2 separate regions of the Homo sapiens genome follow, and region 1 is linked to region 2. Evidence: read pairs that join two places in POLR2A ChIA-PET (ENCODE). Cell type or tissue: PC-3. All regions are shown on one strand. Each heading gives the region's core, and the rest is flanking DNA. Links, peaks and the distances in the headings are about the cores only. Region 1 has its middle 290 kb from the start of SIPA1L2. Region 2 overlaps LOC124904550 (a long non-coding RNA gene).

Region 1 (12,478 bases), core at 2,442-10,441, 61 kb after region 2:
CTCAGCTTTGTATGGGTGCTTTTTCATTCCAGGGCGTATGCCTAGTTATTAATAGCTTATGCCGGGTGTGGTGTCTCCCTAATCCCATCACTTTAGCCTGCATTGCTAGTCTCTGTGTTCCAGTCCATAGCAGGCTCTCATTGGCACATCTGGGTCTAGGGGTGCTTGGCCAGAAGAATAATCCACTGTTCCCAAGCCACAGCTTCATGCGCTGAATAACACTCTGACTTAAAGAGCTGGATATGTCGATTTTGCTTCTTTCTGACAATGAAGATTAGTTCTTGCGAAAGTTAATGTTTCATCTCATGGAATACAGAGAAACGGGGAGGACAATTTAGCAATAATACATCTGGGTGGGGAAGAATCAAGTTAATCTCTTGCTAAGCCTAGGAGAGATTTGGGTGGGGGAAGGGCAGGAAAGAGACCAAAACATACATTCAGAAGTAAAAAAGAGTCAAAGAGAAGATGTAGCATGTCAGTATAAAAACTATGTGGATTATCTTTCTCCAGTTATAAAGGTCAGTATTACTTCTCTAAATTACACTGGATTCGTCATGTGCAAAAGTAAAACTCATTTTATTAAGAGAGGGCAGGATGAGACTTGCCCTTGGGCGATAGGGTCGCCACGGGTGACACAGGATGCCCTGTTAAACCGGAATTTCAGAAAAACAACAATTTTTAGTGTCACCTTAAGTATATCCTATGCAATATTTGGGACACACTTATACCAAAACTAACCGTTATTTACCTGAAATTCCAGTTTAACTGGGTGTGCTGTATTGTTTTTCTTTTTGCTCAATCTAGCAACTTAGCTTGGAGGACAGACAATAGCAAGTAACGGGGATTTGTCCCGCCTGGGTGTCTGCCACCAGTTTGCCTGTCGTGGAGCTTGCCTGCATTATTTAACATGTCTGTGCTTCCATTCATTCATGTGAAAATTGAAACAAGCGTACTGCCAGGTGGCCATGGACATAGATATGTCCAGGATCTGGTTTCAAAGCAGTTCAAAAAAAAAAAAAAAAATCAGTCATCAAATACAAGGTTGAAGGACAGAGACCTGTTTCCCGTGTTTGGAGGAGAGGTTGATCCGGATGGATCCGCAGTGATTTTTTTTTTTTTTTTTTTTGAGACGGAATACAGTGGCACCATCTTGGCTCACTGCAACCTCCGCCTCCCAGGTTCAAGTGATTCTCCTGCCTCAACCTCCTGAGTAGCTGAGACTACAGGTGCCCGCCACCATGCCCGGCTAATTTTTTGTATTTTTAGTAGAGATGGGGTTTCACCATGTTAGCCAGGATGGTCTTGATCTCCTGACCTCATGATCCGCCCACCTCGGCCTCCCAAAGTGCTGTGATTACAGGTGTGCGACACCGCGCCCGGCCCGCAGTGATCTTAATGTGCTGATGGATCACTTGTGACTCTCCACTGAGGAGCCACACCCCCTATGTAGGTCCGATGTAGGACCCACAGACCATATCAACATTCAGGGCTGGGGGTTGGGGACTCAAATATGTTCTCCTCACTAGGCAAACCTTGAAATTGCTGAATTGTGCAGTGGGACAGAGTTGTCAGTTGTCTATCTATCTGGGACTGAGGACCTTCAGAAAATAAAGCTTATTTTAAGGGGAGACTCAGACTCAATGAGCTTGACTCCGTAAGGAACCTTTACTTCAAGGAGGGAAGAAGAATTGTTTTCGTATTTTTTTGGTGGAGACGGGGTTTCGCTGTGTTGGCCTGGCCGGTCTCCAGCTCCTAACTGCGAGTGATCCGCCAGCCTCGGCCTCCCGAGGTGCCGGGATTGCAGACGGAGTCTCGTTCACTCAGTGCTCAATGGCGCCCAGGCTGGAGTGCAGTGGCGTGATCTCGGCTCGCTACAACCTCCACCTCCCAGCCGCCTGCCTTGGCCTCCCAAAGTGCCGAGATTGCAGCCTCTGCCCGGCCGCCACCCCGTCTGGGAAGTGAGGAGCGTCTCTGCCTGGCCGCCCATCGTCTGGAATGTGAGGAGCCCCTCTGCCTGGCTGCCCAGTCAGGGAAGTGACGAGCGTCTCTGCCTGGCCGCCATCCCATCTAGGAAGCGAGGAGCGCCTCTTCCCGGCCGCCATCCCATCTAGGAAGTGAGGAGCGTCTCTGCCCGGCCGCCCATCGTCTGAGATGTGGGGAGCACCTCTGCCCCGCCACCCTGTCTGGGATGTGAGGAGCGCCTCTGCCTGGCTGCCCAGTCTGGAAAGTGAGGAGCGTCTCTGCCCGGCCGCCATCCCATCTAGGAAGTGAGGAGCGTCTCTGCCCGGCCACCATCCCATCTAGGAAGTGAGGAGAGCCTCTTCCCGGCCGCCATCCCATCTAGGAAGTGAGGAGCGTCTCTGCCTGGCCGCCCATCGTCTGAGATGTGGGGAGCGCCTCTGCCCTGCTGCCCCGTCCGGGATGTGAGGAGCGTCTCTGCCTGGCAGCCGCCTGGTCTGAGAAGTGAGGAGCCCCTCCACCCAGCAGCCACCCCGTCTGGGAAGTGAGGAGCGTCTCTGCCCGGCAGCCACCTCGTCTGGGAGGGAGGCGGGGGGGTCAGCCCCCCACCCGGCCAGCCGCCCCGTCCGGGAGGGAGGTGGGGGGATCAGCCCCCCGCCCGGCCAGCCGCCCCGTCCGGGAGGTGAGAGGCACCTCTGCCCGGCCGCCCCTACTGGGAAGTGAGGAGCCCCTCTGCCCGGCCAGCCGCCCCGTCCGGGAGGGAGGTGGGGGGGTCAGCCCCCCGCCCGGCCAGCCGCCCCGTCCGGGAGGGAGGTGGGGGGGTCAGCCCCCCGCCCGGCCAGCCGCCCCGTCCGGGAGGGAGGTGGGGGGATCAGCCCCCCGTCCGGGAGGTGAGAGGCACCTCTGCCCGGCCGCCCCTACTGGGAAGTGAGGAGCCCCTCTGCCCGGCCAGCCGCCCCGTCCAGGAGGGAGGTCGGGGGGTCAGCCGCCCCGTTCAGGAGGTGAGGGGCGCCTCTGCCCGGCCGCCCCTACTGGGAAGTGAGGAGCCCCTCTGCCCGGCCAGCCGCCCCGTCCGGGAGGTGTACCCAACAGCTCATTGAGAACGGGCTATGATGACAATGGCGGTTTTGTGGAATAGAAAGGGGGGAAAGGTGGGGAAAAGATTGAGAAATCGGATGGTTGCCGTGTCTGTGTAGAAAGAGGTAGACATGGGAGACTTTTCATTTTGTTCTGTACTAAGAAAAATTCTTCTGCCTTGGGATCCTGTTGATCTGTGACCTTACCCCCAACCCTGTGCTCTCTGAAACATGTGCTGTATCCACTCAGGGTTGAATGGATTAAGGGCGGTGCAAGATGTGCTTTGTTAAACAGATACTTGAAGGCAGCATGCTCGTTAAGAGTCATCGCCACTCCCTAATCTCAAGTACCCAGGGACATAAACACTGTGGAAGGCCGCAGGGTCCTCTGCCTAGGAAAACCAGAGGTCCTTTGTTCACTTGTTTATCTGCTGACCTTCCCTCCACTATTGTCCTGTGACCCTGCCAAATCCCCCTCTGCGAGAAACACCCAAGAATGATCAATTAAAAAAAAAAAAAAAAAAAGAATTCTGAGAACAAGGAATGGCTACTTGGATTTCATCCCTGGCCCAGGGTCTGAGAGCTGGAGAGTTAATAACAAAAAGTGCTGGAAAGTGCTGTCCTCTCTATGCCTCCCCACCCCCACAGAAAACTCTACTAAGGCACAAGTAGCACCTTCAGGACTAACCTTGCTGAGAGTGGCACAAAGGGGAGCGTGGCATTCTCCCTGCTTTCGCCGTGAACTCCCCAGAGTCCTCCAGTGCCCACAGTGCATGGCAGTCCACAGTGATCCTAGGGAGCACATCTTTCTCCTCTTCGTGTTGCTGTCTGTATGCAGGGGCTCAAGTGTGGGAGCCAAAGGGGCCTGACAGAGACAGGGGAGTCCAGCAAACTTCAGCCCCTGCAGAGCAGCTGCAGTTCCCAGGGAGTGCGGAGGTGCCAGTTAGACAAGGCAGTGCTGACCGAGCGTGGTGCCAGCACCTGGGACAACTTTACGGTGGCAGGCAGTGCCCTTGACTGCAGAGTCAGCACCAAGGACTGGATGTGGTACACATGTCCCCAGCTCTCCAGGGGACCCTGAACCTGCCTCACGCACAGCAGGTGCTCAGTGAGTGGATGAAGGAATTGACTTGAGTGATGTTCACAAAAGGAGCATGAAGCATCCAGCTATGGAGATGAGACACAGGGAAATAGATGAGGCCGACTTTTCTTTTCTTTTCTTTTTTGTCTGTAATTTCTAAACTGTGGCTAAAGAAAATGCCAGTATTTGGTTTAATTCCCATCTGGCACCTTTTTCAGCGGTAAATTGATTTCAGTGTTTTTTTTTTTTTTAAAGTCTCATCACGAAGCTTCTATAGTTAGGTATAATTCATCAAGGTTTAGAATTAGCCCAAATTTCTCTAAATCCTTCTTTATTTTTTCACACAAGGCTTCATGATTGTTGGTTTGGAACATTAAGATGCAAATGATAGAGGAAGCGTTACACATTTAAATGTGCAGGGTTGGTGTGGCATTAAGCTGTTCTGGAAAAGAACCACAATCCTCCTCCGGTTTGTTAAGATGGAAAAAATGGGAGAGTGGTGAAAAGGGAGGAAATGTTAGATTTATCTCGATTCATGCTTTGTAGGTCAAGGTGAAAGAAAAGACTATAAGCTTTTCAAGACCTAATCACTGACAGACACGCCTAGCAAAGATCCTGCCTTACCCAGCCAAAGCAGAAAGACCATGGAGGGATTGGAGACAAGAATGGTCTGTTTCCCACTGAGCCCTTAAACTGAGGTCTCCCTGGCCCATCCGTCACTTTCCCTTGGAGAGTTGGTGTGCGTTCCTAACAGAGTGTGTGTTTCCTCCTAAGAGAATTAAAAGTGACAAGATGAGGAGTAATGACATCATGACAGAGGCCAGGCAGTTCCAAATGTGTTCTCCCCAAGGTATGCCACTGCCCAATGTCCATTGTGACTTGGCTCACATCTTCCTCCCTTTTCCTACCTTTCCTCAGTGTCTCTTCTCCTTCCTCCTCCTTCCTCCTCCCTTTTGCCCCTCCCCTCCCCCTTTTCTTCTCTCCCTCTTCCCTTCTCCTCTTTCTCCCCATCATGCTCTCCCATCCCTTTCCCCTCCCCCTCCTTCTTCTGTCCTCCCCTTACCCTTCTCTACCATCTTCCTCCCTTCCCCTCCCTCATCTTCTGGCTCTCCTTCTTCTTCTCTCCTTCCCTCCTTCTTCTCTTTTTCTCCCTCATGTCTCCCCCTTCCCCTGCCCTCCCCTTCCTCCTCCGGTCTTCGCCTGCCTGTCCCACAGTGGCTGAGCCGCCCTGCCCTCTGGCCTGAAGCTCTGACTCCACCTTCTCCATCCCAATCCTCCCCGCCAGAGCCACACACACACATTTGCCCCGGGCTTGGTGCTGGCTTCTCTGAAATCCACCCACCTTGGGAAGGATGAGCCACGTGTTTTTGGGCCTCGGGGCCTTTGAGCATGAGCTGTAAAGAAGGATGAGTGTTTCCGTTTGACTTTGAGCCAAGCTCAGTGGGGAGGAGCGCTTCACCTGTAACGTGCTTGACTTGCCTGGCAAAAGGGCAGCAGGAACCCTGCCCTGCTCTGCCCACCTAAGCCCAAAGGATAGAAGGAGGGCAAGTCTTTTCTCGTGTGGCCGCCCTGGCCTGAGGACATTGCTGGTAGTCTTGTCAGTCCTTCCTGGTCTGTCTCTTTGCGTGGAGAGAGGGATGGCCTAAAGTTGGGAGGCTGAAATGGAGGAAGTTTGGTGATGTCACAGAGGCAGTGTGGTTCAGTAAAACCGGGGTGCTGGCATCGCCACTGTAGCTATGGGCGAGACACCTAACCTCCCTGAGGGCCAGCCCCTCCTTGTCAGGTGGGGTTATGAAGCTCCCCTGTTGAACGTTGTTGGGGTGAGGACATCAGATGTGGTAGAGCAGGAAGAGGCGCTGTCTCCTTTCTTGTGGAGACTTCTCAGAGAAATCATTTCCGCTTACCTATTGACAAAGGGGTTTACCAGAAGGTCAAAAGGGGGCTAGGCCCCAAATCATTCCTTTTCTGGTTTCCTCCTCTCTGGGGGCACTGGGCTTTCATGAATAAGCTCTCCTGCGGCTCTGTCACCAGACAGGCTCTTTCTGCTCCTGGATGGTTGCAGGCCCCATGACTGCCTGGTGTACCATTCTCCCTGGGCTTTCCTGTTCTCTGTCCATTTCAAAATTCTCAGCTTTTGCTCCCACAGCTGACAAGCTCCCTCTCCTCCTTTGCTGGGTGTGTCTTACTCACATTTCCAAGAGGCTGCCTCTGCATGTCACTGTGCCACAGTATTGGCACCCAGTCAGGGGCAAAGCCCCGGCCAAGCCAGCATTGGAAGAAGGGAGGGGTCCTGAGACATGGCTGCCTCGGCCAACTGTTCAGCAGATGCTGTGGGAGGCCCCTTCTCCCCAGCAGGCCTGGGGGTGGTCAGTGATTGACAACTCTACCCACAAGGCAGAGGGACTGAAACCAGAACCACAGAGAAGGCAAGCAGCCTGCTTAGAGACCAGAGAAAAGCCTGCACTTCGCTTCTATTGCATCTCAAGTGTGATAAGAGCACATAGCTTCTCCAAGTCCTCTGAGCCAGTGGAGGGACTGAGCTAACATTATGATGTCCCTAGATGAGTAGGCGGTGGCAATTTGTGCTTTTTTATTTGGCAATAATATTTAACAAGACATTTGGGTCAGTGGGATCAATTAGACCACACTAGAACTAATTAGAAGTGCTGTATTTGATTATAAACTCCCAAAAGGGTACTCATGGTGGCCAGAGTTATTTTTGTGTGCAGGACTTTAAAGAGGGGAACCCTTTGTTCAACAAGGGTGCATACTGAGAGCACAGCCAACTTGTTGGGGCACTAGGTGCTATTGCAGGGGAGGCAGAGATCCCCTCCAACCTCCTTAAGCTCTTATGAGGGCTCTTTGGCTGGATCTAGAAACCAAATTGACACCAGGCAGATTAACAAGAGAAAAACATACAAATTGCATGAGTTTTCCATGTGCATGGAGATCTTCAGAGGAGAGTGAAGTCTGAAGAAGTGGCCAAAGCCAGATGCTTTTGGACTCTTTAGACAAATAATGACAATTTCAAGAAGTGACAGGACAAAGAAAATCGGGCTAGGGCAGTAAATTTTCTAGGAGAGTCATTAGGAGAGATACAGGGGCAGGTGGAGGAGTGTAAAACAGATGGGAGATAAGGGTTACTGTGTAATATTTGTTCATTCAGGTCCTTTGCAGCCCCCACTTCCCAGTCTCTGGTGCTAAGGGCTATTTTCACATGCTAATATGGCAATGGCCCCCGCTCCCACCACCCGACCAGGAGAAATCTTTATGCTTACTGAACGCAGGAAAAGACAAGTCAGCTGACCCTTTCTGAAACGAAATTTCTCCAATGTTTTCAGCTCTAAATCATCAATCCGGCATATTTTTGTATGACATGTCCTTCACTCCTTCACTATCCAGCATGATTATAAAATCCACTCCTGTGTCCTTCGGGGGCTTCAGATTCAGCTGGGGAGACAGAAAATCAGGAGAATTCTTCCAAGAAAGACTATTCTGCATAATATAGCAAGTAGAAGTTGGAGAGCTAGGAACAGCATGAGAGGGTGGGGAGAGGAACAGAGGTGAGAGAGAGATAAAGTGTGAGCCAGTAAGATGCCAGCGAGCTGAGCACTGCAATGTGGACCCAGCCCCCAAGCCTTGCTGAAGTCTACTAATCTCATGGATTTTTGCATGAGGGATTTTTGTTGCTGTTGTGTGGTGGTGATGGTTGGCACCATAAGGTGTTCATCTGGTATGTTATAGAAAGAGCAAGAGGAAGCAAGGTCCAAGAGGCAGATGGAGCCACCTCACTTTCCACCTGCTATGATTTGAACATTTGTCCCCTCCAAAACCCATGTTGAAATTTAATCCTCAATGACTATTGAGAGGTGAGGTCTTTACAAGGTGATTGGGTCATGAGCCCTGTTTCCACATGAATAGATTAATGGGTTAATGGATTACTGAGTTATCATGGGAGTGGGACCAGTGGCTTTATAAGAAAAGGAAGAAAGACCCAAACCAACATGCTCAGCTCCCTCACATGTGATGCCCGTGCCACCTCAGAATGCCACAGGATCCCCACTAGCAAGAAGGTTCTCACCAGATGCAACCCCTTGACCCTTGACCCTGGACCTCTCACCCTCCATAATTGTAGCAAATGAGTTTCTTCCCTGTATAAATTACCCAGTTTAAACTATTCTTTTATAAGCATCAGAAAACAAACTAAAACACCACCCACCCTGAGCTCAGAAACTGGGATAAATTGTTGGGAGTATTTTGACATTCCCCAAATGTGAAATTCAGGGTGCACAACAAGAATTATAGATTAGAAAAGAACTAATTATGGAGTTATGTACATAGGGAATACAGTCCCAGCACCCTATCTTTGTACCATACATTGTTTCTTACAAAGAGACCTTACAACCTAGCACGTCAGTTAGAAATACTGGTAGATGGCTTATTAAACGCTCATGAATCGGTTTACGTGATTTATTTCATTGAATCATCACAGCAACATCGTGCAGTATGTATTGTTATTAACTGCTCCCCACTGCCCCTCTGCCCCAGTTTTACCGATGTGGGGAGTAAAGTGCAAGGACGTTGGATGGTGCCATGGAGCCCGCAGCTGGTCACTGGTGGCGAGATGAGCGCCAACACAGGCATAGTGAGTCTGGAATGAGCATTCCTCACCTGCGCCACACACTGCCTCTTTATATGGCCCTGACATCACATGACACAGACCAAGCTGTGCTGCAGAACCATCCCTGTCTTTCCCTCCAACCACTGGCAGAGAATTCAATCTGACATTCTGACATTGCCCAGTCATCATGGTGTCCCCACACCAAGGGCAGTATCCTGCCCAAAGGAGCTCAGCAACTTGTTGCAGGGGTGAGGTTAGCAGGTAGGTTTTAACTACTCTCAGAAAAGTTTCCAGACAAGAGGCTTTATACCCCAGCACATCCAGGTCTTTATCATAAGCCACTGAAAGCACACACTGTGTCTAAGATGCTGCATCTGAGATTCTCCAGAGGAGAGGGCATTGGTCATCTGCACGAGGTGTCAGGCTGGGGAAGTAAGATTTCTATTTTATCATGATGTCTTTTAAGATACTAAGTCCAGGAATGCCGTCTCAAATCCTATTGGAAGAAAAAGGCAAGAGATAAATACATTTCAATAGGGAAAGGAAACATGCAGGAACAGTTATGGAGAAACCCTGTCATGTTATATGCACCCTATGATGACTGCCCATGTTACTGATTTTGTAACATAAAGTAGAATGTATCCCCAGTGTTTCTCCTTTTGAAGGGAACAGACCTTTACAGCCAGTATCACACAGAAAGAAGCCTTGGTTCACAGAGTCCATGTGTGTGTCTCATGTTTTTGAGCCAAGCCACACCATGGCCCCCAGAGTCCTCGTGTCCTGCACAGCTGAAGGAGCTGGAATTGGCACAGCTGAGAGTACAGGTGAAGCCTCACCTGGCAAGACCGGCCCTCTATTCATGTCCTGCTTTTTGTGTGAGGTAGAAGGGGGACATTGGTCATGCTGGCCCCATAGACTTGGGTCTATAGCCAGTTAACAGCTGTTCCCTTGAGAACCCACTCATCCAGAAGGAATAGCTCAGTCTGAGCATCAGCCTTCTGGTGCCCTAGCTTGTTTGTTCTCCTCCCCAGCTCCGAGTGGTGTTCAAGAGAGAGGAAAATGTGAAGCTGTTAAGCATTTGGGGAAGAGGCATAGAGCCATCAGACTAGGGGCAAGGAGAACCATCAGACTAGGGGGCTAGGGACAGGGGTAAAGAGAGCTATCAGGCTAGGTGCAGGAAGAGTCATTAGACCACCAGAGTAAGTAAGGAGAGCCATGAGACTTGGGGCAGAGCGAGCCATCAGACTATTTTAGCTCAGTGTACAGATATGACCTCACTCTTAGATTATTCCAGCATATAGAAATTAGAACTTATCAAATGGTCATTAAGATGTAGTATATATCTTTAGGAAAGCCAGCTCAAAGTAGATAAATCTAGAAGTCAATTGAAAATATGATTTGATTTTTTAAAAACTGCACTTGCACATAATCTTTAAGGAGATATTTGAAACAGGTTGTTCTATATACCATCAGTTCTTCCACACCATTCTGTATCATGAAATGACAGACAGCCTGAAAGAGACACTTCTAACAAAAGGCACAGGCCCCAGGAAAACCCATGAAATCTAGGTGTAGGCAAATATCTGTGTTTATGCATATATATGCATGTATTTATATATAAAAGAGAGTAAGTTTATGGGATTTAAAACTTAAAAAATACTAATCTAGACAATTGAACTATGCAGACAGACAGAAAGTGTGAGATTTTCCCTTCAATTTTTCACAAATTTCTCCTTGAATTATTTAAGCTCAGCATTTCTAACTATGAGTCAAAATACCAGCTTGGTGCAAATTTCTTTGATGCAGGTTGTGAATCATTCTATGAGACAATGTCTGTGAAGCTCTACAAACTCCCCCTAAATCAAATATACTTATTTATTGATAATATTCACATGAAATTCTTCTCAAAACCAAAAGTGACTGGTGTTTCCTGTGTACCCAGCTGCTGTATATCCATTCTTCAGAGTATCTTCATCTAGATTACATTAAGAAGTTGTCTCCAGACCCATCAACCATTCCCCGCTAACTGTGCCTCATGAGTTCCAGAATTTGAGGAGAATCAGTGGGATATGGATACCATTTGGGTCATTTGTAAAAGCAGCATGCTTTGACCACCTCTGCTCCAGGCCTTCCCCTGAAGCCATGAGACACCCTTCTTTCTCCAGTGGAATGGGACATAACTATTGCGCTTGGCTTTCCATCCCTTTCCTCATCCAATCCCTGCCCCTGCCCACCTGATTGTCCGGGACACACAGAGTTCTCAAGGAAGCCTGCCCCTCCTTGAGTGTGTGTGACATAGGATAAGAGAATGTAGCTTTTGCCTGGGAAGTGTCCTGAGCACTCAGTGGCTTCCTTTAGCACTTGGCAGTGTTAAGCAACACAGTGACGAGTCAGAGAAATGGCCTGTGTGATGGAGGCTACTCTCATGCATGTGCCTATCTCTGTTAGAGGTCAGGGCATGCTTGAGTTAGAGATCAAAGCCTGCTCAATGCCGGGAAGTATATAGCAGATACAAAGCAGGAAGGATATATTGGATACCAAGCCATCAGTGAGGCAGCTGTTGTGAGCAGGTGAAGTGATCATCAAAATTCAAAATAACTAGGAGACTTGCAGTTTGGGTTTTTTGTTTTTATTTTTAATTTTGTGTAGAGACATGTCTTGCTTTGTTGCCTAGCCTGGTCTCAAACTTCTGGGTTCAAGCAATCCTCCTGCTTCAGCCTCCCAAAGTGCTTGGATTTACAGGTGTGAGCCACCGTGTCCAGCTGACTTCCAGTTTTGTGTAATTGTTTTGAAACAACTGTGTGGGCATTGGTTATTAGGATTGGTTTGTTGCTTTGTTTTTCCAGACTATCTTCTCACCTTAAATTATATCATCCAACTAAGTCTCTTTCCAAGAACCAAGAGATTTCCAAGCCATCTCTTGAAGGGATCAGCTTTTTCTTGCAAAGATGAAGGGAACTGGTATTGGTCTCATCTTGCATGTATCACAGCCCCAGCCCTGGAAGCGAATGTGCCAACAGGACACTGTTATGAGACAGGGCCTGCCTGATCAACTCCTCACTATGACCAGCTGCCTTACTCCTTCAAATTTATTTCTAGAGGAATTTAGAAGTCAGCATTCTGGGAAATGGCATGGTTAATCCCTCTTCAGTCCCAGCCTGCCTGACTAGCCCTACCTCCAGCTACACCCTCAGTCCCTCCATACAGTTGGTCAGTTTCATTCCCACCTCCTTGCATCTTTTTATGATATTTCTTTCCCCTTTTCCTGGCATATCTGCTCTTCACCTTCTGCCCGTTTTTCAGGGCCCAAGGAAAGGCTAGCCTCCACTTGCATACATTCCTTGGCTTCTCTGGTCTACAGACATGCTGCTATCGACTCCATGAACACCTATGCTCTGCGTTGCTCATTCTTGCACTTCATTATGGGCAGCCCTGCAGGCTTTGACTTATTTTTTGTCCATTTGAACATATACAACTGAGAAGGGACACTGAGAAAGCCCTGGACAAATATCTATCTGAATTCTTTTTGAGTTAATAGAAATCATCTACAGGTCTTGTCTATACAAATGGTCTGTAGGCAAAGTGAATACCAGAGTTGTACATTCTTTTTTTTTTTTTTTTTTTTGAGACGGAGTCTCGCTCTGTCACCCAGGCTGGAGTACAGTGGCGCGATCTTGGCTCACTGCAAGCTCCGCCTCCTGGGTTCAGGCCATTCTCCTGCCTCAGCCTCCTGAGTAGCTG
Region 2 (12,478 bases), core at 1,910-9,909:
GATTTTGCTAAAGGTTAATGAAATCTCCTTGGGATGGTGGCAGTTGGAGGAATGGACTCACCTTTTCCCATGAGCAGGATGTTTATCATACTAAACACCAACGACTAACTGTTATGTAAACCTTCTGTGAGGGGATCCTGTTTAGACTTTGTTCAACAGGATTTATTTCTGACTCATTAGTGGAAAGACTTATGTTTGTTTTTGTTTTTTTTCACCTAAAATTACTATCATTGTATAATTTACAATATACACAGGCTTTTTCTTTTATTTTGTCTTAATAAATCTTCAAAATAATCCTGTGAAATAGGTACCATCTCCATTTTTCCATATCCCACACAATCTAGACATTTTAAAAAATCAATCACAGTAATAGTGACAAGTCAGATTTTCCTAGTTATGCCTCCATTCACTACTTCAGGACCTCCAGCATTTTCCTGATGCTACTTCATGACTCAGAAACGACTTCCAAACCCAGCACCTCAGTCACAGGGTGGAGATGGGGAATTGGCATTTATATTCCATTATTCCATTCCACCTTATTTTCTTGGTGACTTCTTGTGTGACAGGGCTGGAAAGATTTTTTTAAATGCCTTTTAAGACTGTCTTGCAGCTAGGGTGCTGGATGGTTTGTTTATGACGAACTTGCATGATTTGGAAGATGGAAGTGTGGCAGGGGCTACTGCCTGTGGCTTTAGCTGCAGCTCCTGGAGCTACTGTCCTGGAGATGATGCTGGGCTGCCTGACTCAGCATCCAGGGTCCAGCCACTAGCTTCAGTGGTGCTGAGAAGCAAGTGTGGTTCTGTGCCTGCCGGATGTGTGTTCTTGAGCTCCACCACTCGGGAGCTGCTTAGCAGAGGTAGACTGTTCTCCAGTGGGCCAGTTTATTGCTGTCCTGAGAGTTATCCTACTCACAGGCTCTCCCAAAGATTCTGCAAATTCCTAATTCCTGTTATTGAATCCTTTTTTTGCTGAAAGTAGCTAGAATATTTTCAGTTTCATGCACCTGAACCCTGGTGGATACATGTCCACCCCTCCCAGTGCTGCTGGGTCTGGGAGTCCCCACAAGTGTGTCCTGTCTGCCTATAGTCACAGCCATCTCACCTCCAGGTGACAGTGGTCATACCCACCAAACTTTCTTCTGCCCCAGGCCCTTATAGTGACCCCTACTGCTAAGACTTCTCGTGCCCATGAAGACTCCTGCACTTCCACTGCTGTTGGAAGCTGAAGGCCATCAGAAGCCCGCTGTCAAAGGTATGCCCAGCTGAAGCTCCTCCACAGGGAGCATCCATCCTCTGGCACCCTCAATGTGGGAGCGAGGCAGTCATCTCCGGTAAAATGGGGGAGAACCTCTACCCCACTGCAGGATTGCTTTGCTACCTTTATGACTTTCAGACACTATTATTATTGCACAAATATGCTCTTCAGCTTGACTTGGAGCTTCCTGCTCTCTGGTTCTTGACCCAACATTTACAAATTAAATAACAGTATTTAATTAATACTATGTAGTCTAATAAATTATTAGTTAATAATTAATATGAATTAACAATTAATTAAATAAAAAGTATTTGTTGAGGGCCTAATGTAGGACATGCATGGGATTACACCTGAAATTATCTGTTGACTCTGGCAACTGAGTCATATTTGTGTTCCTAGTGCTCTCTTTCCATGGAAGGAGTCCCCTCCAGGCATGAATAGACCCCTCACCTGTCACAAAAATACTCTGCAGAGCTGTCCAGCAAGTCTGCCAGCCATGTCTGCAACCTGAGGGAATAAACTAACACTACCTAAGCTTCAGCTAGGAGGAGGGCATGGACGATGCGAGGTGACTGGGGAAGATGTCTGTGATGGATCCCTGGTTCTTACCAGAGTGACTTCCCCAAGGTCAACATCACTCATCCACGCTTTCATCAAGTAGATCCCAAGAAGGAAGGTACAGCCAAGGAAGGGATACTCTAGACAGCTTAACTTAGGAAGCTCTTGCTTTGCTGAGTCACTTGAATATTGCACCTGCAAACCCTTCTTTTACATGGCTTTTTTGGGGATTCCATTCCTTATTTATTCCATCACTAGATGAAAAAAATACCCCCATAGAAAAGCATGTTTCCTTGAAAGGTTTTCAAGTTCCTCAGTATTGTAGTTAGAATATTAGGTCTGATTTACCCTTTGAAAACTTCCTCTTTGATACAGTATTTTAGCTGTAATTATTAGGACAAAAGATCAGAGAACCATAAAAGAAAAATGACATCTTAAATATTTACTTAAATGGACTTCAATTTAAATGGACTTAAATTGTTTACAGAGCTCATGCTACATTCTGCTATATAGAAAATAGCAAGAAAAAAAGTGAAAGGAAAACTTTCCAAAAATTTTGTTTGGAAAAGTTTTCTTCAGAAACATATCCAAGGATCTCTTTATGGTAGAAAAGAGAAAGGTCTTTGGAACTTTTGAGGGGGAAATGCTGTTTTTAATAAAAAAGCAATTCAAGGAATATTTATTTATTTGCTCAGTTTCAAAAGGTGTCCTTTAGTGTTGAGACCCCAGGAAGGCCAATGTCATGTTTCCTGAGGCTGTTGGGAAAAGGAAGGAGTTTTGACATAGAAGCAATCAATTCACAGAGAAGCAAAGAAGTGCTGGAATTGGCTGTTGGCCCCTTATGTCCACAAGACCCAGAAACTGAGAGAGATAGTAGTTAAAATTGCAAAGTGTTTTCAAAGTGTTTTCCTGAAAAGATCCAACTTTGACACAAAGGAATTGTTTACTTTTTAAATATACATGTCTGCAGGAAATTTTATAAGGTCTGTATCCATGTGTATGTGAGTAGATCTCTCTCTCTCTCTCTCTATCTCTCTCTGTCTCTCTCTCTCTCTCAGCTTTTTGGATTTTCTCTTTACCTTATATGTTACAAACTTTTACAAACATGTGTCTAAATGTGGATTTTTAAAAAATTCATTCTGCTTGCCACTTTGGGAGATATTTTTTCTATCTAAGGACTCAGGCCTCTTTTTTTTTTCTTGCAAAATTCTTACTTTTCAAACATTGTCCCCCAAGAACCCTCTCTATTTTCCATATCTAGAACTCATTGAATAATTATGGAAATTTCTAGATTAATCCTCCCTGTCCCTTAACTTTTTATAATACTTTTTCTTTGTGATCCATTCTGGAAGATTTTTTTCAGTTTTATCTTCCATTTCATGAATTCAGTCTTGAACTATACCCAGACTAATACTCGACAAATCTATTGAGCTTTTGTTTCAATAACCGTATTCTTCAATTCCAAAATTTCTAATTTTTTTTTCTCCAACCGTGAATTCGTGTTTAATGGATGCTATTTCCCCCTTTGTTTCCATAAGGATAGGAAAACAGTTCTTTCAGGGGTGAGTTGAGTGCTCGTGCTTGCAGCCTGTCGTCCTGCTGCTGGGCCTTCTCAGAGGGCCTCTCCCTTGCTCATGTGGGATGCGAGACTGCTGTTGGGATGATGTAATTGTGGTTTCAGCCTGGGACCTGGTGGAAGCAAGATTCTGGGCTCCTATAATATATAGGAAACAACGCCCCAGCCTCAGCCACATGGCTGCAGCTTGCAGCCACGCCGCAGCCCTGGGTGGGCGGCTGGGTTCTAACCCCGGACCCCACCATGGTATGGAGACCCTGTCCCCTGTCCCCTGCCCCACCTGCTTGGCCTGGCTCTGGACCTGGCCCGTCGGAGGAATGTGGGTCAGGAGTCCACTTATCCTTGCTGGTTTTCTCCACCCCTGTGGTGTAGAGAGATTGCATCAATTCTTGTCTATAGAGATTTCCCATTTCCTTTTCTTGTTTTTGTGCTGGCTATGTGCTTATAAATACATTTGAGATCTTTAAAAGTATGTGTTGGGGAAGAAGAGAGGTTGCAGGCTGAGCTCAATCCAACATCTGGACCCTGATATCTAGTGAGGAATGTCTCAGGAGAGGCATAGAAGACTCAGGTGCAATGACAGAGAAGCTCCTGGCTTCATCTCTTTAGATTCTGAGATAGGGAGGCATGGGAAAGGAGGAATAACGTAAAGGTAAAGAGGGGAGGAGGAAAAGCAGAGTCACGGACGGAGGACCACGGAGCAGGGGCGGGTGGGAGCCACCTGGCGATTACAGGTGCTAAAGTCGTGTTTCTCCATCTTTTATATTTAAATAATGATTTTACTTTATGGATCCTGAGGAAGGAAGCTTAGCAAGTGCTTATTCATAAGCATTTTTCTCATGATCTCTTCATGCCATAACATATGTGTATGGAACATAAAGCCCATAGAGTAAAATCATTTCATTAAGTGTGTGGTTAGTGACATGTGGTTAGCACACATTATTTCCTCCTTTCTGCCTTTGTAGTAAAAATAAAATGTAAACAAAGTTGTTGAGGACTTTTGATAGGAGTGAGAGGGAGGGCTGTCTTCTGGCCTTCCAGACTACTTCAGAACCACCGATAAAAATGTGAATCTAATATCGAGGTTAATAAACTTGTCTCAGTGTTGCTGATTAAGACGATTTTTTTTCCTAACCCAAATGTAAGTGTTTGGAACTAGTAATTCAAACCATTGTTAAGCCTTAAGGATATAAGTCTGGCTTAATGCCCAGAGAGTCAGTAGACTCAGGCTCTTGAATGTTATTTAGGAAAACCAATCCTAAAAGAAGAATTCCTCGCTAAAATGCAGATTCCAGAGACTTCTGAATGTGCCATTGGCAGTTTCAGCAGATGTACATAAGCATAGAAATAACCGCTTTACTGGGTTAAACGGTGTCACCCAATTGTGTGTCTACCCAGAACCTCAGAAGATGACCTTGTTTGGGAATGGGGTCTTTACAGATGTAATTAGTTAACATGAGGTCATACTGTATTAGAGTGGGCCCGAAATCCAATGGCTCATGTCCTTCTAAGGAGAGAGGATTTCGAGACAGAGAGGAGACAGAAGGCCATGTCACAATGGAGACACTGATTGCCAAGGAATACTAAGGATGGCTGGCAACCACCAGGAACTAGGAAGAGGACCTACCCCAGAGCCTTCAGAGGGACGGTGGTCCTGCCCACACCCTGCTTTCAGACTTCTGGCCTCCAGAACTGTGAGAGAATAAATCTGAGGTGTTTTAAGCTCCCAGTTTGTAGTAGTTTATTACAGCAGCCCTAGGAAACTAAGACATCTTGGGGAAAAAGTAGACACAGGGCCCAAGTAACAGTGTAAATTCCACCATTAACATCAAACACCAGGGAGGCAAAGGATCATCTTAGTCAAGGGACTTCCTTGCCAGGCTCCTGGGCACCTGGGAGGCATCTACCTGATGGTCCAGGGCCAGCTTTTCTTGTGGTCTCCCCGTTGTTAATGTGTGGGTCCAGGTTGGCACATGGTGACAGACCTCCACCCATTACACCCATTAGTTGTGAACGCTGACTAAGTGTCCCCCTCAAAAGTTTGCCAACTCTTGGCTTAGCTGCCCCATTTACAAGTTGCCCGTCCTTACATAAGTTGTCTGATTACTTATGTTTTCTATCTGGAGCTTATCTTTTTACATGTTGACTCAACCTACTTCACTGGGAAGAGGATCAAAATGGGAAAGAACAAAAGCTGTAACAATGTTAGCAGTTAATTTTTTTTTTTTTGTAAAGAGTTGGCAAAGTGTTTACTATCTAAATAGCTGGCCTCAGAATTCCTCTTGGGAAGGAAACTGTCTTTACACAAGAAAATTCCTTGGTAAAGACTCCCCAGACCACATCAGGACGGCATGTTGATTGGTAGCAAGGCTGCTGATAGCAGTTGCATTGAGACAGCAAAGCTTTTGCAATAGAGGCTATTATACAAGAAAGGAGGAGCAAAGGATGGGGCTGGGGGAGGGGAGTGTGAGAGAATTTAGCAAGACTAGTTGAAGAGATGGTGTGAATATGAATGCTGTGTGATACGACCCTTTCCCTCCTGTCAAAATACTCTAGAAATTTATGAATCCTTGAAGGAAGTGATTCTCTTGCTGTTATTGTTGCTTTGGAGACAGTTTCTCATTACACTTGACATGTTCCTTCATGTATCTAACATTTATTGAGCACACTGAGAAGAAATCATCTCCTCTTCCCATCTCCAAGAATGTGCAGACGTCTAATGGAGGGTGTTGGAATGCCACTGGACGTAGACTAGTAGGTTTTGTGTTTCTACACCAAGACTATAAGAAGCAGGACAGCCGCCAGCTTGTATTCAGTTACATTATATGTTTCTTCTTTTTAAGGCAATACTGCTGCAGGGGAGGAAAAATATATATATTCCTTTTACCCTTCCAAGTTCATGGCTGGGGCCCTATAACAAAAGACAGATTGACAAAACAAAAGCAAACAGATTTATTTAATGTGAGTTTCACATGACACAAGAGCCTTCATAAGGAAATAAAGACTCAAAGAAACAGTTAAACCTGCATGTTTTTACTAATAGGTTTGATGAAGCATGAGCAGTCATGGAGAAATTCAGTAGAGCATTGGTGTGGTTTGGCTCTGTGTCCCCACCCAAATCACATGTCGAATTGTAGTCCCCACGTGTCAAAGGGGGGACCTGGTGGGAGGTGATTGGATTATGGGGGTGGACTTCCCCCGTGCTGTTCTTGAGATACTGAGTGAGTTCTCACGGCATCTGATCATTTAAAAGTGTAGTACTTCTCCCCCTGTCGCTCTCTCCTACTCCACCGTGGCAAAGACATGCTTGCTTCCCCTTCACCTTCTGCCGTGATTGTAAATTTCCTGAGCTTTTCTAACCATGCTTTCTGTAAAGCCTGTGGAACTGTGAGTCAATTAAACCTCTTATCTTCATAAATTACCCAGTCTCAGGTAGTTCCTTATAGCAGTGTGAAAACCGACTAATACAAGCGTAGAGTACAAGGTAAGAGTAGTTAACTGGGGGAAACTTAACAAGGCCTGTTTGTTCAGATACTCTGTGTCCCTTCATCTTCAGAGATAAAGATACCCCTTTCCTCCTGGAGACGGGAGGGCACCTTTCATATGAGAGTCTTATGACGTGCTTCAGGGGAAGATCAGAACATTCTTCCTGGGTTTTCTGACCTGCTTTGTGGAAGAACGGTGGGGAAATTCAGAGAGTCCTTCCTGCATATGCTATATCTCTAATTTCCTCAACTTAAAATATTCAGTATATCAAGGAGCCATATTTTGGGGGTAGCATGTCCTGAGCCTCATCACTCTGATTGGAATATAGATTTTATACCTTAACTGAAGTTAGATTGACTGTCTCAAACAGGTCAAACTGATGACCAACAATATGTTCTATGTGGCTTACAGTGACAAGAAAAATAAAAGCCCATATTTACAAAGTTAGAGATTTCACATAGAATCTGGATTTCAGAGATCTCTTCAAAAACAGAGACATAGGATAATACTGCCAAAATCAGCAGGTGTTCCCCAGGGGCCACCCCTTCCAATGGGTACATCCCTGGAGGGTGACTCCTGCTGTCTCTTACCTCTCCCACCTCCCCAAGGCAGGGCACCAATTCCCCTTTATCTTTCACATGCCCTGTACTTTTCGTTGTTATGGTGGTTATGTCTCAGGGGCCATAATTCTACCAAAAGCAAGGGAAAAAAAGTGGACTAAGAGGATGGGGTTTTGACAAAGCAAAATGGGAGACAGCCTATATTTCTTTAAGGAAGTACGGACTCCTCCTGGCTGTTTAATCTGCATACCCTACTGCATGTGATGAAAGAATGCAACTTGAGTCCCTGGTTTATGAAACCTGTCTGCTCCCTGCAGATGGTCCAGCCTGTGATTCTGGACTGAAGTGACTTGATTCTAGCACTCATTTTCCGTCTCCATCACTTAGTTGCTAATCCTGTATTTCTTCATGATTTCTCAATCTCATCTTACCTAAAATTTGCCTTTACAACCAGATTGTAAATTTCACAGTGGAAGGGATTTTTCTCAGCAGTCCACCATTTTTCCACCCCAGACTCTCTTTCCCTGCCTGCTTCCTCCCTATCCAGGGGAGATCAGGGCAGAGGCTCAGGCAACCAGGACAGAATGAGCCACACCTCATAGCTCTGGTCAAAACTTACCTGGGCTGTAGCTGTTGAGTCCCAGTCCTTTTCTTTGTATCCTCTCTACTTTTTCTCCTGACTTGCTTTCCCCTGCAGCTTAGAAACTATGGATCTCCTGAGTCGGCTGCCTGCCCTTTGTGCTTCCTTTGTCTCTGCAAAGTCAGCATTCTCCCCTGGTGACTGCATCAACCTTGGACTTTTGGACCACATCTTGCTGTGCTGAGAGATCCACCTGATACTTTGCTCCCAGCAGAGTCTAGCCTACTGTCTTTCCCTTGAGTGGTTAATAGACTCATGCCTTGGTATACTCAAGCAATGCAATGTAATTCATTTAGACCAGTATGTACGGAGAAACATGTGCCTTTGACCCCCAAAATTCTTTCAAATTTTTCTTGCTCTTTGTCTTTTTCTTTTTTGCAGCAATGGGGAAGGGGAGAAGTCATCAGTTACACCTCCTCATATTTGTAGCTAAGTGGTGAGGTTCTCCTCACCATCACTTCACCATCCTTCCTTGGACCTAATCCTGAACATTGTCCTGATCCCTTTCCAAGTTACCCAGTGTAGAAAATCCCAACAGGTCCCACTGGGGAAGTCTTAACTCACAATGAGGGCCTTACCTTACCTTCAGCTACACAGAACTTGGTTTCCTCACAGAATTCCTCCTTGTGCTCAAAGAGCAAGATGAGAATTTTGGGGGCCCTTTGGATCTGGAAGATGCCAGGCCCAGACCCAGCCCTCACAAAGAGTTTGATTTATGGCAAATGTCAATGTCACATGTAAATGCAAATTGTAGCTATGGTGCAAATGAGAGCCCAGAGAAAGGGGACACTTAGCTCAGCTCTGGGTTAGCTAAGCTCAACTCAAGGTGACAAAAGGCCTGGTGGAAGAGACATTTATGACATTTGTGCAATAGTTTGACCAGATATCATTTTAAAAAATATTCCAAAGTTAAGCATAATTTATGTGCCATAAATGAAATTTACACACAGATTTTAAATGTATAGATTGGTAAGTTTTGACAGTTGCTTATACCCATGAGACCACCATCCCAAAAAAATTTCCATCCTCACTGGAAGGCCCATCTTCTAGTCAAAACGCACCCCCCCTACAGTGCTGATTTTTACTACCACAGATTTTTTTGCCCTGTCATTGAACTTCCTATAAATGTAGTGCATACAAAAGCATTCATTCAGTATGTGCTCATGGATCTGGCTTCTTTGGCTCAATACGATATTTTTTGAGATCTATTTGTGATATCAACATGAGTAGATCTCAAAAATTGTCTGTTTCAATGATGTCTTAGTCTGCTTCCTGTTGCTTATAACAGAATAACTGAAACTGAGTAATTTATAAAGAAAAAGAATTTATTTCTTACAGTTATGGATGCTGAAAAGTCCAATGTTGAGGGGTTGTATCTAGTGACAGCCTTCTTGCTGGTGGGGACTGTCTGAAGAGTTCCAAGGCTGGGCAGGGTGTAGGGGTCAAGTGTGCTAATGTGCTAACTCAGGTCTCTATTCTTCTTCTTATAAGGCCACCGCTTTCCCTCCCATGATAACCCATTAGCCTAGCCCATTAATGCATTAATTCATGAGTGGATTAATTCATTTATGAGAGCAGGGCCTTCATGATCCAGTCACCTCCTAAAGGCGCTCCCTCTTAATATTGTCACATTGGGGATTAAATTTCAACATGAGTTTTTGAGGGAGCAAATATTTAAGCCATAGCAATGGTTTCTTCTTTTCAAATTCTGTCACATGAATGTACTACAATTCATCTATCCATTCTCTTTTGGATGGACATTTGGGTTATTTTCAGTTTGGGATTATCATGAATGAAGTGGCTCTAAACATTGTGTATATGCCCATGTATTTTTTCATCAAACAAAGATTGAGTAGGTCAGTGTCTACAGCAAGGGTCCCAGACATCTACCCATGGGAAAGGAGATTAAGGTAAGCCATCGATCAGAGGTCCACTGGGTAAAATTCTTTGGGTAAAAACTAAGTAGGGGGCCTGTTCATGCTCAAGAAAGGAATTTTAGGATTACAGGGAAGCTGTGCTCTCTTGTGTGAACTGTATTCTCTTTGCAGTGGAAAAAGTCCTGAGCAGGGAGGGAAGAGAGCAGGGTCGAGACAGGGGACAGCGAAGACAGGAGAGCAAGGTGCCTAGGCAGCAAATGGAAGGAGGCACTCATGCTTGGGGCCCAGTGTACGCTGCATGGCCCTGAGGCCTGGCCCCTGCTGGGATAGTTAGTTCTTCATGTCTTGTAGTAGCAGAGATTGGAAATTGGTGGGATCTGCTATTTCTAGCATATTGTCCTCTCCTCAGAGCCTGATGGCTGGAGGCAAGCTGTGACAACGCTCTCTGCAGGCTTTGGAGAGAAAGGAGGGGAAGGAGGGGGTGTTTTCCTGCTGCATCATCCTGGTAGTGAGCCTTTGTGCTGAGATTTTGCTAGAAGGGACTGTAATTGCAGGACCAGCCCACACTGGGCCTACTGTGTTGATAACAGAATGTCAAGTTACCACAAGTCATGTAGCCTAGGCATGTGTAATAGAAAAAGACTTGACCTCCAACAACACCTGGAACCAATGATTCCTTCCCCACAGAACCAAGAAGACTGGGACATAAGGAGAACCTGAATGTCAAAACTTTTTCAGAAGTGAAGGGTCCATTAACCGGGAAAATCTGGGGCTATATTCTGTTTCAACATACCTTACCATAAATAGTCAAATTTGAAGCCCTCCCATCAGACCCTACCAAGCCAACATTCCTAAATCCTTTCCCTTGCCTTCCAACTCCTTAAAACTTGCTCTAGTCCCCGAATCGGGGAGACACTCTCATTGCACCTCCTGTGTCCTTGCTGACCTCACAATAAAGCCTTTCTTTTCTCAAAATCCAGTGCCATAGTATTGGCTTCTTTACATGTCAGGCAGCAAGCCCATTTGTGGGATAACAAGAGTGGGCCTGGCTCTACTTCTATGCAAGTTCAAAAAACGACAAAAACAAACAAGAACCAGACTGATTTCTTCAGTGGCAGCTTGGTGTTAGGAGAGCTAGATCTTCCTTACAATTCTCTGAGGGACTCAGGCAGGTCCCCTGCCCTCTCTGAGCTCCAGTTTTCTTCCTCTGTAAAATGAGGATGGTCTAACCTGCTGCGAAGCTCTCCGACATGATTGTCATGGTGACTAAACAGGAGGAAACATGGGAAATTGTGGGGAGAACATTAAATGTCTATGTATGTGAATTAATGTAGGGAAACATCCATCAGACTGATTGCTTGAGTGGTTAATCTGGCTTTAGATACTATTTAGGACTAATAACCAACACAATTTGAAAGAGAGCTGAGAGCACTGTAAATATGGGCTGTTTTGGTTTGAGCAAAGTTGAATGAACAAATGCCTTACATAAGCATTTCTTTAAAGCCTGCAGTTCCTCAAAGCCTGCACATCTCTTAAAGCATCTTTCAGTGGGTTCTGTGTTCGTTTGTTCTGCCTAGCTGAAGTCAGAGTCGACACAAACACAGTGTGTTATGTGTGTACTAGAAGAAAGAGTCAGTAATATGACAAAGGTAAGGGCAGAATTGGAATCTCATGAAGAGTATAACCACGGGCTGAGTTATTGAACTGTATGAAGATGGAAATGAAATAATGTATCTAACACCAGAGAAAGAGAAATAGCTGGGAAAGATGATGATATATTTCCAACAAGAATGAAACTTAGAAGTGAATCAGTTTTAAATAGTAAGGGAGCATAGCAATTATTGTATGCGGCCTTGTCATTTCTCAGATAAAAAGACCGAGGTCTGCAAAGTCTGATTTATTTGCACCTGGTGACATAGCTAATTAGAAGTGTAGCTGGCATTGGAATCTGGTTCTTCTAAATCCTAGAGGTAAAAGATGTCAGCCTGTGAAATGTCTTAGTTAAATTTAATTGCGAGTTTGACTGAATGTTCAGGTTAGGGCATTTCTTTCAAGAACTGAATAAGGCTTATGTTTTATTACAGAAAAAGGTCTATTGATTAGAAGCCATGTGACTGACTAAAGAAAACCAATGTGAATAGGAAGATGACTCAAATGTCTAAACCCCAGTAGGGAGAGTTTGAAAAGAAAGAGAAAGGAATTAGAAACAAATGAAACAACTAAACAAAAAAAAAAACATGATAGAGAAAAGTCTTGGGAATTTGCACTATTAAACACTTTCTGAACCAAAAAAAAAGAGAGAAATTTTGTATCACCAGGGCAGATTAAAATCCTTTCAAGGATAATAATGAGAAAAGAAAAATGAAAGGAAAAAAAACCTCTAGACAAAAGGAAAGACTTCCCACAGGTAATGACACCAGAATGCAGGAACCTGGAAAGCAGCAACAATGGAAGCTGGCTGGGGGCAGCGAGAGACAGGGAGAAAGAATGCAAAATGAACACAAAGCGGCTGCAGGATAGCAGTACC

The links. ChIA-PET counts read pairs that join two places held together with the same protein. Peaks named below come from ENCODE experiments on the same cell type or tissue, not always from the same donor. Only the 100,000 strongest peaks of a DNase experiment are listed, where the experiment ranks them.
Region 1: POLR2A ChIA-PET joins it to region 2 with 5 read pairs; 3 of 35 experiments call an interaction of 5 or more read pairs at or near these places.

Annotation. Positions count from the first base shown.
Region 1 is chr1:232,329,545-232,342,022 of GRCh38, forward strand. No RefSeq gene overlaps it. Among named protein-coding and RNA genes, the nearest start is that of SIPA1L2, 290 kb to the right of the region's middle. RefSeq lists an enhancer at 2,640-3,620. In PC-3, for the core only: no CTCF peak of the experiment used is centred there; a DNase peak (open chromatin) is centred at 5,487.
Region 2 is chr1:232,268,678-232,281,155 of GRCh38, forward strand. LOC124904550 (a long non-coding RNA gene) reads left to right here. Exons shown (of 2, transcript XR_007066942.1): 2 at 1-304. Among named protein-coding and RNA genes, the nearest start is that of DISC1-IT1, 350 kb to the left of the region's middle. In PC-3, for the core only: no CTCF peak of the experiment used is centred there; no DNase peak of the experiment used is centred there.